Regions from separate parts of the Homo sapiens genome. Here region 2 is linked to region 1. The links are chromatin contacts, found by Hi-C or POLR2A ChIA-PET in ENCODE. All regions are on one chromosome and are shown on one strand. Each heading gives the region's core, a stretch centred on a gene start or an enhancer-like site at or near the end of the contact. The rest is flanking DNA. Distances are from core to core; before and after follow the strand shown. Region 1 has its middle 9.9 kb from the start of LINC01549. Region 2 has its middle 19 kb from the start of CXADR.

Evidence for each region. Hi-C counts contacts between places; a loop is a spot of excess contacts on that map. ChIA-PET counts read pairs that join two places held with the same protein, here RNA polymerase II (POLR2A). Pooled maps may share reads with other maps.
Region 2: a map of posterior vena cava shows a loop between it and region 1 (3-fold over the local background). The contact joins two enhancer-like sites. A Hi-C loop is called at or near these places in 2 of 168 maps with a recorded cell type or tissue (endothelial cell of hepatic sinusoid and posterior vena cava), 4 of 37 single-sample maps with no recorded cell type and 3 of 50 pooled maps. POLR2A ChIA-PET finds 5 or more read pairs at or near these places in 4 of 52 experiments (H1, HEK293, OCI-LY7 and 1 more).

What each region holds. Positions count from the first base shown.
Region 1 is chr21:17,426,447-17,431,511 of GRCh38, forward strand. No RefSeq gene overlaps it. Among named protein-coding and RNA genes, the nearest start is that of LINC01549, 9.9 kb to the right of the region's middle. Within about 2 kb of position 2,150, at least 3 of the 41 ENCODE cell types and tissues checked have a DNase peak (open chromatin) inside an H3K27ac peak, as active enhancers do.
Region 2 is chr21:17,490,941-17,496,170 of GRCh38, forward strand. No RefSeq gene overlaps it. Among named protein-coding and RNA genes, the nearest start is that of CXADR, 19 kb to the right of the region's middle. Within about 2 kb of position 1,296, at least 5 of the 41 ENCODE cell types and tissues checked have a DNase peak (open chromatin) inside an H3K27ac peak, as active enhancers do.

The DNA of each region.
Region 1 (5,065 bases), core at 900-3,399:
TAAAATTGCTTTTTCCTCAACTTTTTGTTTTGAAAAGTCATAAGCCTACAGAAAGTTACAAGAATTAATTTATACACCTATATGAAATTTGTTAGTTGTTAATTTTTTCAAAGTTCTCAATCTCTCTTCCCCTCTCTCTCCCTTTCTGAATCATTTGAAAATAAATTACAGGTATCTAGTCAGGCATGGTGGCTCAAGCCTGTAAACCCAGCACTTTGGGAGGCTGAGGCAGGTGGATTACTTGAGGTCAAGAGTTCGAGACCAGCCTGGCCAACCTGGTGAAATCTCATCTCCACTAAAAATACAAAAATTAGCCAGGCGTGGTGGTGGGTGCCTGTAATCCCAGCTCCTTGGGAGGCTGAGGCAGGAGAGAATTGCTTGAACCCAGGAGGCGGAGGTTGCAGCGAGCCAAGATCACACTATTACACTTCAGCCTGGGTGACAGAGTGAGACTCCATCTCAATAAATAAATAAATAAATAAATAAATAAATAACAGATATCCTTGTTTACCCCAGCAAGAATCTAAAAACAAAGACATTCTCTTGAATATTCTTACATAACCACAATACAGTGATCAAAATCAGGAAGTTTTAACATTGATACAACACTACTTTTCTGATATTGTTTTCTCAATAATATTCTTTCTAGCCAAGTTTTTGCCATCTAGAGTCACACATTGCATTCGGTTGCCATGTCTTTAGCCTTTTTCACTCTGAAACACTTCACTGCTCTTTCTGTCTTTCGCGGCATTGTCATATTTGGAGGGTAGTGGTCAGTAGTTTTGTAGAACAGCTCTCGCCTTGGGTTTGTCTGATTATTTCCTTATGCTGAAATACAGACCATGCATTTTGGAAGGAAGAGTACAGGAATAATGTGCCCTTCTCAGTGCATCGCATCTGGAGGCTCCCCTGACGTCCGTTTGTCACATTATTACTGATGTTAAGCTTAATCACTTCTTCACAGTGAAAGTATCTCTTTCTTCCTTTGTGACTAATTAGTAGTCTGCTTTTATAGCAGCTCTGTTCATAATTGCCAGAAACTGAAATAAATTCAAACGTCTTTCAGTGGATGAATGAATAAACAAAGCAATGCCTTCATACACTGGAATACACTGAACAATAAAAAAGAACAAACTGGCCAGGCATAGTGGCTCATGCCTGTAATCCCAGCACTTTGGGAGGCTGAGGCAGGTGGATCACCTGAGGTCAGGAGTTCAAGATCAGCCTGGTTAACATGGTGAAACCTGTTCTCTACTAAAATTAAAAAATTAGCTGGGTGTGGTGGCGGGCGCCTATAATCTCAGACACATGGGAGGCTGAGGCAGGAGAATCGCTTGAACTCGGGAGACGGACGTTGCTGTGAGCCGAGATCAAGCCACTGCACTCCAGCCTCCAGCCCGGAGACAGAGCAAGACTCCATCTCAAAAAAATTAAGCCAGCCTCAAAAGATATACTGTATGATTCCATTTATGTGACATTCTTCTTGTAAAGACAAAACTATAGTGACAGAGAAGAGATCAGTGGTTGCCAGGAGTTAGAGGAGGTATGACTGTAAAGACATAGCATGAAAGAGTCGTAAGGTAATAGAACTGTCCTGTACGCTGAATGTGGTGGTGGTTACATAAATCTATACTTGTGTTAAAATTCATAAAACAAGGCCAGGTGTAGTGACTCATGCCTGTAATCCCAGGTGTGGAAAAAAAATTCATAAAATGATACACCAAAAAATAAGTCAATTTTATAGTTCAGTGATTTTTCTTTTTTTTTCTTTTTTTTTCCTGAGACAGATTCTCACTCTGTTGCCCAGGCCGGAGTGCAGTGGAGTGCAGTGGAGTGCAGTGGAGCGCAACGAAGCGTATTGGTGCGATCACAGTTTACTGCAACCTCTGCCTCCCTGGCTCAAGCAATCCACCCCCAACCTAAGCCTCCTGAGTAGCTGGGACCACAGGCCCACGATACCTGGCTAATTTTTGTATTTCTAGTACAGACAGGGTTTCGCCATGTTGGCCAGGCTGTTCTGAACTCCTGACCTCAGGCGATCTGCCTGCCTCAGCCTCCCAAAGTGCTGGGATTACAGGTGTAAACCACCGCACCTGGCTGATAAGTTAATTTTACAGTTTGATGATTTTTCTTTTTCTTTTTCTTTTTCTTTTTTTAAGACGGAATATCACTCTGTTGCCCCAGCTGGAGTGCAGTGGAGTGCAGTGGAGTGCAGTGGAGTGCAGTGAAGTGTGGTGGCATGATCATAGTTCATTGCAACCTCTGCCTCCCTGGCTCAAGCAATACCCCCGACCTCAGCCTCCTGAGTAGCTGAGATCACGGGCCCGTACCACCATGCCTGGATAATTTCTGTATTTTTTTGTAGAGACATGGTTTCACCATATTGCCCAAGCTGGTCTTGAACTCCTGGACTCAAGTAATCTGCCCACCTCAACCTCCCAAAGTGCTGGGATTACAGGTGTGAGCCACCATGCTTGGCTGTATGTATGATGACGCTTTAAAATAAAATTTAAAATAATTCACCTGTAAGAAGATACTTGAAGACTCTGTGAACATTTTGTTTAGCTGATAAACACAATCATTACATATCACTCAATTCTTTCTTTCATTCTCCACCTGAGCCCAACTGTCCACTTCTATCCAAACCTTTCAGTGACATAAGGACTTATAGCACCTGTAGTTATCCTCCTGTGGTTAATCATTCCCCCATTCCTACAGACTATCAAATTGACATTTGCAGGGACCGTATCTTAATCACAACCTCTAGAACAGTGTTGTTCTCATATAGGCACGCTTGGAGAATTTATGAATGAATGTGACTTGGCAGCCACCTCTTATGCCGGCGCCTATGCACCTACAGAGACTTCGTGAAGCCCTGGCACATTGTTTTTAATTGTTAAATTTCTCAGTTATGGGTATAATAGAGGCATTAAAGAGCATATAAGATTGTCTTCTCATTATGGATACAGACTTTCATTCAGGTAATCCTATTACACACTTTACCTTTGCATCTGTCTAGTGCAGCCATTAGTTGGCCACAAAATCTGAAATAAATATTTCATATTAAATTTAAAAATTGGCTGGGCCGTGGTGGCTCACGCCTGTAATCCCAGCACTTTGGGAGGCCAAGGTGGGCAGATCACGAGGTCAAGAAACAAGACCATCCTGGCTAACATGGTGAATACCCTGTCTCTAATAAAAATATAAAAAATTAGCTGGGCGTGGTGGCACGTGCCTGTAGTCCCAGCCACTCGGGAGGCTGAGGCAGGAGAATCACTTGAATCTGAGAGGTGGTGGTTGCAGTGAGCAGAGATCACGCCGCTGCCTCCAGCCTGGGCGACAGAGGGAGACTCCGTCTCAAAAAAAAAAAAATTAAAAACTATGATGTGCAGATATTTTCCCCTAGTATGAAAGCTTAAGTTATTAAATCTGTAGAAAGGCTGAAGAACTTAATGAGGATGTTTTATGTTAATAGGATAAATTTAATTGTTAAGATGTTAAGGTGGTGTGTTAAGGTGACAAAGGGGAAGTGGAAGGAAAGAGAACTAACATTACTGGGCACGTACTACATGCCAGTATCTGCTTCAGGTGCTTTAAAAACATTCTCCCAGTCCCCACCCAACTCTGGGACACACGCTCCATTATGCTCACTGCAGGGTGTGGATGGAAAATGAAAGGGTTAGTTCTACCCAGAAGCACCTGCCTAAGATGCCCTGTGCCCCATCCCTTGGGCCCACCTGACATTAGTGGCACTAATGTGAACAGCGGCATGCATGCTGCAAGTGCCCCACCTTCAGTGGGTGCTGTGGTGTCCCTTGGGGACACCCAAGCAGGCCACAGCCTGGAAGTGCAGGAGAGTTAGTAAGTAACAGTGGATGGAAGTCAGCAGATTAATGCCCCAGCCTCCTTGTCCTTCAGTGGAACAATGCTGAAGCACAGTCTATGAAGTTCCACAGCTGATCCCGAGTGTAAGTGGGCCTTATTTTTCCATAATGGTTTCCAACTGAGTAGCACACACTTTATAGGCTTTCTCACTTCCTTGTCTCTCTCTTCTCACACCTCACTTCTGCTTCCTGGGATCAATATCATCAGTCAATAGGTAAATGCAGATAGACTACCTGCATCCAAGTCCCTTGCCTTAGACTCTACTTTGCAAGAACCCAAGCTAAGACATACAACAATATTAGTCAGTCTCCTCCTTCTTTAATAATGAAACCCCCAGCCAGGCGTGGTGGCTCGCTCTTGTAATCCTAGCACTTTGGGAGGCCAAGGCAGGCAGATCACCTGAGGTCAGGAGTTCGAGACCAGTCTGGCCAACATGGTGAAACCCCGTCTCTACTAAAAATACAAAAATTAGCTGGGTGTGGTGGTGGGCTCCTGTAATCCCAGCTACTCAGGAGGCCGAGGCAGGAGAATCGCTTTAACCCAGGAGGTGGAGGTTGCAGTGAGCGGAGATTGCGCCACTGCACTCCAGGCTGGGCAACAGAGTGAAACTCCATCTCAAAATAAAATAAAATAAAATTTAAAAATATTGAAACCCCCAGGTTTTAGCTGTGCCCAGGACCATTGAGTTATAGATTATATTATCCCAGCATCTTTGCAACCAGATAAGACCATGTAACTTTTTGCCAATAGGATATAAGTGCTTTTATTTAACAAGCTTTGCCTTTAAAAGAAATAAGGGTGTATTTTCTTGTTCCTTTGACCATTCCTGCTGTCTGGGATGTAGATGTAATGGCAGGAGCTAGAACAGCCCTCACAGATCCAGAGATAGAAGCCATATTTTGAGGATGGGCTGAGCTGTCCATCCTACCCTACCCTGTTCTGCTTCACTGAGGACTATTTCAGGAGAGAAAAACAAATGTCTCTCTTCCTTTTTTTTTTTTTTTTTTTTTTTTTGGGAGACGGAGTCTCGTTCTGTCACCCAGGCTGGAGTGCAGTGGCAGGATCTTGGCTCACTGCAACCTCCGCCTCCCGGTTCAAGCAATTTCTCTGCCCTCAGCCTCCTAAGCAGCTGGGATTACAGGCGCCTGCCACCACGCCCAGCTAATTTTAACATCTCTCT
Region 2 (5,230 bases), core at 46-2,545, 64 kb after region 1:
TTGCTGGGTCAAATACTAATTTTTTTTTTTTTTTTTTGAGATGGAGTCTCGCATTGTGGCCTAGGCTGGAGTGTCATGTGCGATATTGGCTCACTGCAACCTCCACCTCCTGGGTTCAAGCAATTCTCCTGCCTCAGACTCCTGAGTAGCTGAGATTACAGGTGCCCACCACCACGTCGGGCTAATTTTTTATATTTTTAGTACTGATGGGGTTTCACTATGTTGGCCAGGATGGTCTCGAACTCCTGACCTTGTGATCCGTCCACCTCAGCCTCCCAAAGTGCTGGGATTACAGGCATGAGCCACCATGCCTGGCTAATTTTTAAATGAAAACAGGATCTTAGTCTGCACTTACATGAGTTTACCTTACTTGGCCTCCCTCTAATCCCAGCTCTGAGACATTCTGGTTATTACATGAGCAGATAATTTCTATACATTTTATTTTTACTTAAGTTAATTTTAGCTGAATTTCTGTCATTTGAAATTGAGAAAACCCTGCGTAAAGGATCAATTCCCAATGCTACTGTAAGCATTACATGATTTCATACATGTGTAGTTCTTAGGAAAGGCTTGGTGCATGTATAAATGCAGATTATTATGGCTATTGTTACTGCAATTTCATTTCACCGCCTCTACCATCCTAAAATACTCCAAACTCCTACAAAAATTTATTGCAGATATGCAAAATTGTAAAAGCAGCCCTGTTTGCGCAGATCCCGTGGGACAACCCCATGTGTTGTGCTGTGTATCCCCTATGCGTGGGTACTGAGGTTAAGCTTCCAATGGGCTGCTCCTGGCCAGGGACCAAGTGTGGCAGGGAAACAAAGGCAGACCCATTTTTCACCTGGTGATTCTGGCTTGAGGATTCCGCATCAACCTGGACAAAACTTTCTTAGAACTGCACTGCAGTCTAAGACATCCTACTCATTCTTCCTTCCTGCCCTCTCTCCATCCCAGGGATGAGATCAGCATTGCATCTGAAGCTCTCTCAACCCTCCTTTTTTCTGCTCAATTTTCCTTCACAAGTGTTTTCTCCAAGAAATTTCTCACACTTCAAATCCTGTCTTGACATCAGTTTCTAGAAAGACCAGAACTAACATTTGTTGATAATCTCTCTTTCTATTCCGGTGTGTACATTTCTTTCTAAATAACTCAGAACTATCAAACTTGGTACACACACACAAGCACACACGCTCATGTTCCTAACCAAAGGCTAAAACTCCTCGGCCATCAGGTCGGCCTTAGGGACTTGGTGGTGGTACTTAGGGGAAGTCAGGCTGTGGTTAAAACAGACTTACCAGGAACCACAAGCACTGGCAGATTATCAAGAAGCTGAATCACGGACCGTTACAAGAAGCTGAATCATGGATAGTTATTCCTCCTGATTCTTGTGTGGGTGTTTTTTTTTGTTTTGTTTTGTTTTTGTTTTTTACTGTAATTTAATCAGTCAAGAAATAGAAAAAAATTCAAGTATTTTCTAGCTTAATTTTCTGAAATACCTAGATGCCTCGAACCCTCAAATTAGAACTTCTAGTACATAAGCCATAGCTCCGATCTCCCACTGCTCACCTCTGGTGACGCAGGCACCACATGGGAACAACGTAGGCCAAACACTTTGCCACCACTTATTTTCCTTTAAGGGAGTGAGGAATTCTCCTTCAAGAGAGTGAGAAATTCTCCTTCACTTACTAACCACTAATTGGTCTCTGACAGGATTAGCAGGTCCTCTTGAGAAACAAAAACACAGAATTCTTGTATCTTCAAAGGTTGTTTTATGATATCTCCCTTAACCAGCACCTGATTTAAAAAAGGTTTTATCTATGCAGTTGAACCAGACTCCTGCCTGTCTAGCCCATGAGGGTATACCAGAACCCAGGGACCTAGTACCATAATCCCCACCAGTGGGTCATTAGGTGTTAAGATACAGCCAAGCCACAAACAATGTCCAGTGATTCCCAAGCCACCACACAGAGAACATCTGCATGCTGCAACAGGCAAGGCGTACGCCAGCCCAGAAATCTTACCAGTAAACCAAAAAGCCTCCTGCTTTACCTGGGCAGGTACAGTGGACTGTATTTACTGGTTTTATGATGCTGCCTTTGTTCCAAGGTCATGATGACATCATAGCACTTGCAGGTATTGTTTCCCAATAATGGTTCATTTTACTAGGTACTGGGAATCTTCCTCCCATGGCCATCCATACTACTATGCTACAAACTGATAACTGTTATTGCTTCTAGAGAAAGTCTAGGTGACTGACAGTCAGGCATAAGAAAAGATTTTTTCCTTTTTTTTTTTTTTTTAAAGTAGAGACAGGGTTTTGCCATGTTTCCCTGACTGGTCTGGAACTCCTGACCTCAAGTGATCCACCTGCCTTGGCCTCCCAAAGTGCTGGGATTACAGACGTCAGCCACTGTGCTCGGCTACAATTGTTTACTTTTAAATCCTCTACTGAAGTTGGAGCCACATAATTGCATCACCTACTCAAAAAAGAAATAAACTAAAATAACATAGAAGTTGTGCTATTCCCACAGAAATTTTAGATGGCCTTACCAGTATCAGAGCAGGGTTCACAATTTACACAATGATGAAAGATACTATTCTTCAGTCTCTAGGGCTTTCTCCGGCATAAAACTTTTCCAGTGATATTTTAGTTTTCTACCACCTGCCACGTGAACACCTGGGTCTCTCTCCTTCACACCTCTGAGGCCTGCTAAAAACGTCATCCATTCTTCCATCAAAAACAGTGTTTCAATGTAAACATGGAGTCTATCATTTGGATCTCATGATACCTTCTGTCCAGGGTTGATAATTCCTGGCTGGCCCCAAACACCCTGTACTCACCTTCTGTATTAGCCTGTTTTTGCATTGCTATAAAGAAATACCTGAGGCTGGGTAATTTATAAAGAAAGCTGGTTTATTCTGGCTTATGGCTCTGCAGGCTATTCAGGAAGCATGATGCCAGCATCTATTTCAGGTGAGGGTCCCAGGAAGCTTACAGTTATGGCCAAAGGTGAAGGCAGAGGTGGCACATCACATGGTGAGAGAGGGAGAAAGAGAGAGAGGAGGAACCAGGCTCCTTTAAACAACCAGCTCTCGCTTGAACTGAGTGAGAACTCACTTATTACCAAGGGAAGGGCATTAATCCATTCATGAGGGATCTTCCCCAACGATCCAATCACCTCCCACTAGGCCCCACCTTCAACACGGGCGATTACATCTCAACATGAACATGAGATTTGGAGGAGACAGACATCCAAACCATATCAACTTCTAATATGCTAAGACAAAGTACAATTTTTCCATAGATCAGCATAAATCCTCAAAGACACAGACTCTTTGCCACTTCAGGTGGAAATCCCAGTAAATTGAATACAAAGTCATGTACACATATGCATTTATAGGCTGGGTGCAGTGGCTCATGGCTGTAATCCTAGCACTTTGTGGGGCTGAGGTGGGCAGATCACTTGGGCCCAGGAGTTTGAGACCAGCCTAGGAAACAGGGCAAAACCTAATTTCTACAAAAAATACAAAAATTAGTTGGGTGTGGAGGCACATGCCTATAGTCCCGGCTACTCAGGAGGCTGAAGTGGGAGGATCGCCTGAGACCGGGAGGTCAAGGCTGCAGTGAGCCAAAATCATGCCACTGCACTCCAGCCCGGGGAACAGAGTGAGACTCTGTCTCAAGAGAACAAAACAAGACAACAACAATAGCAACAACAACATATATGCACTTATTTTTCTTAGTGAGAAGATTCTTTATCATTTTTTCCCAATCAATGACTGCCTAAGGATCTTTAGCTTTAATCAAATTCTCCAAGTGATTGATAGCCACCAAAAAAATTTAACCATATAGCAGATGCCATGTAGCAGTGCCTGGTCCATAACCATTCTGCATTCACTGTTCCCATTTTTCCTACGGGCAAGCACCAATGACTGACTGCCTGAGGACTTTCTTTAGCTGCAGGAGTGTGCTAGACCCCTAAGAGACAGATGGTGAAAATTTGGGAGTTCATACCTCCAGGAAAAGCCTTCAACCATTGACAGATGAAAGTTGGTGAATAAACACCCCAGCTCCTCACCCCTCCGATGGGACAACTCCAAGACCTACTCTATATAATCTTTCAGGATCTCCCATTAGGATTGACCCAATATCCACAAGGTCAACCTGCCACCAACATACCCTCTCTTGGCTTTTTTCCATGGTTGTTTTACTTCCCTATTTCCCTACTCGTGCTTGAGATCACCTTCTACTCTGCACCCAAATCTGTACCTTAGGGTCAGCTTCTGGGGAAAAGTTCTCAGCCCAAGTTAAATGACTATCCTATTGGTTCTCTTACAGATTATCCATTCTGGCTATCAACTGGTTCATCTGTACTTCAATCAATACTAAATTCACAATGTCTGCTGAGTCAGACCAGTTTTATATCCATCTTTGGAAATCTACCTGTATTTCACTGATCCCTTCTTTAATGGTAAATCAGACCCTACTTTGTATTTAAACTCACTATACTGTACACCAAACTAGAGGTAGCTTATAAAGAAAATACATTACTCTTCCTAACATTTTAGGTTTTTGTGCCCAGCATACCTTCTTAAAAAAAATTTCTGGAGCTCTTTGAGGCCTTGGGGAAAAAATAAAATGAATGAAAAAGGAGCTGACCTGCGATATCATGGAGGCTAAATATTTCACTAATTCTGTTTTGTTGAAGATTACAGTCTGATTTGGTTTATTTGTTTTTTGTTTTGGTTTGAGAGCTTTCCTTCTTTCTCCCTTTATTTGGCACTCATCCTTCTTAAGAGACTATTTGAGTTTTAGTAGCTGGACTCTGGGAACCGCAGGCATGTTGTTTGGCAGATGGATTTTTGCAGTTCTACAGACCAAACCTAATTATCCATTTTGAGTTGTCATCTGAGTTTCTGTTTGAGTTGCCAATGTTTGTCCATTGGATTTTTCTCCTGTCCATTAAGCAATTTTCTCGCATGATAGAGCATCTACACAAAAAGAATTTCAGGAAACCAGCAGCCATGTGTTGAGACCCATAGGGGAGCTGCTGAGATTATTCACACAAAGTCCATTTCTCTCCTTAAGCAAGGAAGCAGGAAATATATAATACTAGAATAAGGAACTCAGAAAAGATGTGGCCTAACACATCTACAAGACACAGTCTGGAAAATTCCTATCATGTTAACAGTCCAACATATGCGCTGAATGCATTTCTACTTGGTC